2 separate regions of the Homo sapiens genome follow, and region 1 is linked to region 2. The links are chromatin loops, found by intact Hi-C in ENCODE. Cell type or tissue: heart right ventricle. All regions are shown on one strand. Links, peaks and the distances in the headings refer to the core of each region. The heading gives the core; the rest is flanking DNA.

Evidence for each region. Hi-C counts contacts between places; a loop is a spot of excess contacts. Peaks named below come from ENCODE experiments on the same cell type or tissue, not always from the same donor. Only the 100,000 strongest peaks of a DNase experiment are listed, where the experiment ranks them.
Region 1: it touches region 2 in a loop (2.3-fold over the local background); 3 of 110 quality-filtered maps call a loop at or near these places.

The regions. Positions count from the first base shown.
Region 1 is chr1:185,483,238-185,486,156 of GRCh38, forward strand. All of the region lies in intron 1 of LOC107985239 (a long non-coding RNA gene), which reads left to right. Among named protein-coding and RNA genes, the nearest start is that of LINC01350, 140 kb to the right of the region's middle. In heart right ventricle, for the core only: no CTCF peak of the experiment used is centred there; no DNase peak of the experiment used is centred there; H3K27ac peaks cover 1,433 bases.
Region 2 is chr1:185,594,671-185,597,589 of GRCh38, forward strand. All of the region lies in intron 2 of LINC01350 (long intergenic non-protein coding RNA 1350), which reads right to left. The region is part of intron 1 of LOC107985239 (a long non-coding RNA gene); the gene reads left to right. Among named protein-coding and RNA genes, the nearest start is that of LINC01350, 32 kb to the right of the region's middle. In heart right ventricle, for the core only: a CTCF peak has its summit at 1,600 (motif pointing left); a DNase peak (open chromatin) is centred at 1,571; H3K27ac peaks cover 1,545 bases.

The sequences.
Region 1 (2,919 bases), core at 260-2,759, 110 kb before region 2:
AATTATTATTGTGGTATTCTAATTGCTGTTTTCTATTTCCCTATTTCTTCTATTTTCATTAACTGAAATTTTTCTGTAAGGAAAAGCTGTCTCTTCTCCCTAATTTATTTATTCACTCATTTACTTATTCAGTGTGGACTTATGGGTATTTATTTTAGTCTATGGGTTAAAATCCAATACTACTATTTGTTTTGTTGCTCAATCTGTTCCTGCTTAGGGCCTTTGACTCGTGTACCCTTTTTACATGTCCCTATCTTTAAAAAAATAAACAAAAACAAAAAAAAAACCTGAGTTTTTTTTTCCTTTCTCTAATTTTACTCTAAAATATTTGAATCCTTATTGGGTAAGTGGGGAAAGATAGATGTAGGGTTGGTGAGATCTCATGGACATGAAGGCATCCTGTTGGATCTTGTGTTCCTCCAAGACTTTCTTGTAACAAAAGGAGCCTCAGCCACAGGGAAGCTGAGTATCCTGTCATATGGCTGTTGCTGTTTAAGTCATTTGCTGTGAGCAGAGTCACAAGGCAACACTGGGAACAACAGGCCTAACGCATGTCAACTCAGTGATTTTCAAACTAATACCTAATAGGAGGGATAGGAATCCCAACTTCTCATTTCTAGCCCAGTACTATTTCTGTGTTCTTGAGAAAGCTTAAGGCTGACTGTGACACTTCTGAGGCTATACCATCTGGTTGTCTCTCAGCTCTGTGGATTTTGAAACATGAGGAAAGAAAGAGGGAGTGGTAGCTTTCTCTGCCTCTGTAAACCTCATTAAAGTGATGTTTTTTGTTCCTATTGTCATTGGGGAAGGCAGTGATACTGCCAAGTAAGGAGTGGTTGATGCTTCAGATGAAATGGATGTTTGTGTTAAGAGTCTTTGTGTTAGATTGCCTTCTCGGCATCCCAGCTCTCAGCAACTCTCTTCCAGTTGTCACCTGATACATGTGGTTGAACAGCTTCTATTCCCTGTGCTCTTGTCTGTGACTAACCAGTGCTTCTCTTGTGGGATTAGTCTTCAGGATCACAGGACAGCTTGGCTTCTTCCTTCCTCAAGCAATGTGCTATTAATGCCAACCATGGGAACTTGGTGTAATGCAATACAGATACTTGAAATTGCTGAGTCACTTCACAGTGATGGTCATGTCTGTGAATGTGAGTGAGCCAAATAATGTGGAAGAAGAATGGTCTTTCAGGACATCACTAGACTTCTTAGACACTCTATTCTTTCCCACATTTAAATGTTTTCCCACATGTTAAATGTTTTGCCTTATGATGAATTCAGGTTAGGAATTTTCTGATACTAAGGGTTGAGAAAAGCAAATGAGCTATTACTCATGAGATCATATTTGTGAAAATGACTTAGATCAAATGAATTGCCCTTAAATCCTTTCTTGCTATGTAGATTCTTTTATTATTTTCTGTTCCAGCATTGTCCATAATTTGAAAGGTAAACCTAGTTGTTGAGTACTTTCAGATGGATATGCTATCAATGTAAGCCAGTGACAAACTGTCTGAGCCTGTTTAGACCTTGTCCCACAACGAAGTCTCCCAGGCTGAGAGAAGCTCTGATGCCCATGGCAAGCAGACAGCACGAACTGCTGGAGAGGGGAGCTGCTGACTCCCTCATCTTAATGGTTTATCCTTGGTTACTCTTTTTCTAAAAAGTAGAATCCTAGACTTATTTATTCATTTACTTTTACTTTTTTGAGACAGGGTCTCGCTGTTGCCCAGGCTGGAGAGCAGTGGTGTGATCTTGGCTTACTGCAACCTCCGCCTCCTAGGCTCAAGTCATACTCCCACCTCAGCCTCCCAAGTAGCTGGGACTACAGATGTGTGCCACCATGCCTGGCTGATTTTTTAATTTTTTGTAGAGATAGGGTTTTGCCATGTTGTCCAGGCTGGTCTCAAACTCCCGGGCCTCACAAAGTGCTGGGGTTACAGGTGTTCGCCACCATCCCTGGCCTGAGAATCCTAGATTTAAATCCCAGGTGTCTAGAAAAACTTATTCTTTCAAAATATAGTCCCCAATCCAGTTACTATGTGCCAGGCCCTGTGCTAATGTAGCTGTGATTACAGTCATGAACAAAATGGCTTTGTCCTCGTGGGGCTTAAGGTCTACAACAGCCCTGTCCAGTAGAAATATAATGGGAGTGCATATTATAACTTAAAATGTTCTAGAAATACATTTTTAAAAGCGAAAAGAAGCAGGTAAAATTAATTTTAATAACATATTTTATTTAACAATATAGCTAAAGTATTATGACATGTAATCAGTGTAAAAGTTATTGAGATAGTTTACATTCTTTTTATTGTACTAAGTCTTCAAAATTTTGTATGTGTTTTGCACTTATAATACATCTCAGTTTGGATTCGCTACATGTTAAGTGCTCAACAGTGTCATGTGGCTCGTGCCTACTGTACTGGGAGGTGTGGTTTACCAACATCCTACATGTAATTCCACAAGTCAATATTTAGATCCGGATGTTCAATCTTTTGGCTTCCCTGGGCCACACTGGGAGAATAAGAATTGTCTTGGGCCATACATAAAATACACTAATGATAGCTAGTGAGCAAAAAAACAAAAAAAAGAAAAAAAACCACCTCATAATGTTTAAACAAAGTTCACAAATTTGTGTTAGGCCGCATTCAAAGCCATCCTGGGCCGTGGGTTGGACAAGCTTGATTTAGGTTATAATGGTAATACGTGCTATCAGAGAAATGGAAACTGGCGTAATAAGCAATTAGGAAGGGTTTTGGGGATACTGACAGTGAAACTTGAGGGATGAGTTGGAGTGAGGCAGGAATGAAGGAAAGTAAGAACTGTCCAGGCAAAGGGAACAGCTTTTGTGAAGTCCTTGGGTTGAAAACGAGTGAAAAGGAGGCTGGTATGCTGACCTTTGTGAGAATGGATGAACAGCTC
Region 2 (2,919 bases), core at 143-2,642:
TCCAGCCACTCTGTGAAACTTTTCTTATCACCCTGGCCTTGGAGATTTGCCCTTTCTCTGTGCTCTGGTAACACAGAATGTCTGCATTAGCTTTTTCAAACTTAGCCTATGCTGCCTGTCTGTGAAGTATAAGCTTTGTTTTCCCAATGAGACTATCAGCTTTGTTTTCCCAATGAGACCATCACTCGTTTATAGGCTTGGAGTAAGAGTGGCTGAAATCCTATCTCCATCACTTGTGAGCTGTACGACCTTGTTCAAGCCACTTCCCATCGCTGTGCCTTAGGCTCCTTCTCTGTTCAGTGTAGTCATAGTACCTATCTTTTAGAGTTGTTGGGAAGATTAAATGAAATAATACATGCAGTGTGTTTAGTACAATGCCTGGCACATAGTTAGTGTTCAATAATTAATATATTTTATACACTTGTAATTTAACTACTATGTAGTTAAAGGAACTGGTGAAACAGTTATGAAACAGCTAATAGTCTACAGAAATAGTTTCTGCTCTGCCAAATCCAGCAGGGAGCCAGAGGGCAAGGGAGTCAATTAAAGCACAGCAAGAAATTGTTTTTGCCCCAGGGGAATTTACATTCTAGGATTTAATAACTAATTAGCCAATTATTTATTTAAATACTAATCTTTTCAGAAGTACAGGGTGCCATAAAAATGTCTGTGTCTCCCTGAAAGTCTTGGGGAGGTTCCCCTGAGGAAGTGGTAAATGAATTTAGATCTTAAAAAGGAATAGGTGTGAACAAGTTGAATGTCAGGAAGTGTATTCTTGGCAAAGAGAAGACCATGTGTGGGGACTTTGAGCTGGAGGGAAGTGTGGATAATCTGAGGACCTCAGAGACAGCCAGTGTGGCTGGAGCATGATGGCTGAATGAGAAGAGAGAGAGCTCCAAAGGAGCCAGGTTGGATTTTAGGTCTGTCATTTTCCCAGTATCTTGTAACTATACATTAAGGAGCTTATTTATACTCATTAATGATTTAGTCTACGTGGATGCTGGTTCATCTGATTCTTTTAAACAATAAAAGAAAGTGTTTTCTGGGTATATGGTATATCGATAAGAGTCTGGTCAGGAAAACAGAAACTGCATTGGGCATTTCAACAGTGAGAATTTAATATGAGAAGTTGGTTAAACAGGACTGGAGAAATAAAAACCCAAAGAAGGGATGCTGAGGTCACAAAGAGAGAGTGACTATAAGAAGCTGCTGCCTCTCCAGATCAGAATCTTAAGCTTTGTCTGCATTGCCTCTCTCTCTCACTTCCAGTCTCTCACAAAGTCCTATCTTCACAGCTCAGAGAGCTATAATGCAGAACCTTATGTGTCAGGGAGTGGAGGACAGGAGGTGCAGGCCTGGTTGCTGCCCAGCACGTGCTGGTACCTCAGGAGCTCAGAAGAGCTGGGAAGACTTCCCAGCTAGTGCTGGTACCTGTACCTCTAAGAGGGCACATTCAGGTTAGTTCTTAGAATACTAAAATAAAAGAGGAGACTGAAGCCAACTGCCCATCCCAGGATGCAGAGCTATTATTGCTCAGGTGATGATAGGAAGAGGAAGAAAGCAAAGAGTCTGCCATTTAACCTCCCTCTAGCGGCCACTATTGGTAGAAGCTGACAGGGAGTCAGCAGGTTAAGCTGATTTGCAGAGTCCTAGACCCAGTATCACGTAATAAAGATATGAGGGGTAAAAAATAAGAACAATGGAGAAGGTGGATATTGATAGCTGGATATGAAGGGTGACATGGTCTTGCTTTGGGTAGCATTTGACTCTCTTATTTCTGCCCTTCAACATGCAATACATTACTTTCAAAGTCTTTGCAGAAAAATTATTTTATTAACTCATTAACTCTTTTGAGAGTAATCAAAATGAATTATTTTGCTAAAGCAGAAACATGGAAGAAATCTTTTTGTAAGTTTTATGCCATGCCAGTCACTGATTGGAGATATATTTATATCTATCTCTATATAGAGATAGATATTTTCACACATACAGACATATACACATATATATTTTATTTAATTTAAAAATTGTTGAAAAAGAACAAAAATTTGTAAGATCTCACTGTTGGCCTTCAAGCTGTTGGAAACTATGATACACATTCATGAAAAGGAGACTGAGGGTCATTATACAGGTTGGTTTCAGCTCCTAAGGGGTCCTGCCATCCCAGATCTGTGAACTCCAGGGAAAATCTCTACTTTTCTACCATTTCCTTGGTGATTGATTGCAAATCCCCTGGGGTTTGGAGAATCACATATATCTTTCCTCCCAGCTTCTGCTATAGGTTTTCATTTGCTGTTGAAGTTGAGCAGGAACCACCCAGAGCTCTACCCAGAGACCTTTTTATTTTCCCCTACCCCATAGCGTGAAATATTTTTGTTGCTTAAACCACAAACAATATGTTATAAATCATTTCTCAGTATTTATAAATAAAAATATTCTTAAAAGTTACACATTGTTTAAGCACCAAGCTGACTGAATTCCAACCACAAGCAACAGATGTTTTAGTCATCCCAAGCAATTCTAACGAAGATAAAACTGTGATTTTCATTTGATATTTTGGAACATTAAAAATAATTGTTGGAGTCCCCAATACTACTTTTAAGTGCCTCAGGAGACACAGACTTAGGTATAATTTTTTTCATGTGTACTATATTAAAAGATACATTTGCTTGGAAGACCTGTTTAGTGCAAAAGTGTGACTTTCGGCCAATTCCTCTTAATTAATGACAATGCTTCAGTTAAGTACTTTAGTTCCTTTGTATCAACTCCCATATTTCTCCAGAGAATTTGTGAAATAAGCACCTTGACTGGTGTGGAAGGAGTTTTTACTACAAATTTTTCATAAAAAAGGAACATTGAAATGCTACTTATCAAATTGGCTCATCTGTCTCAAATATTCATTTCCTAGAAATAATCCTT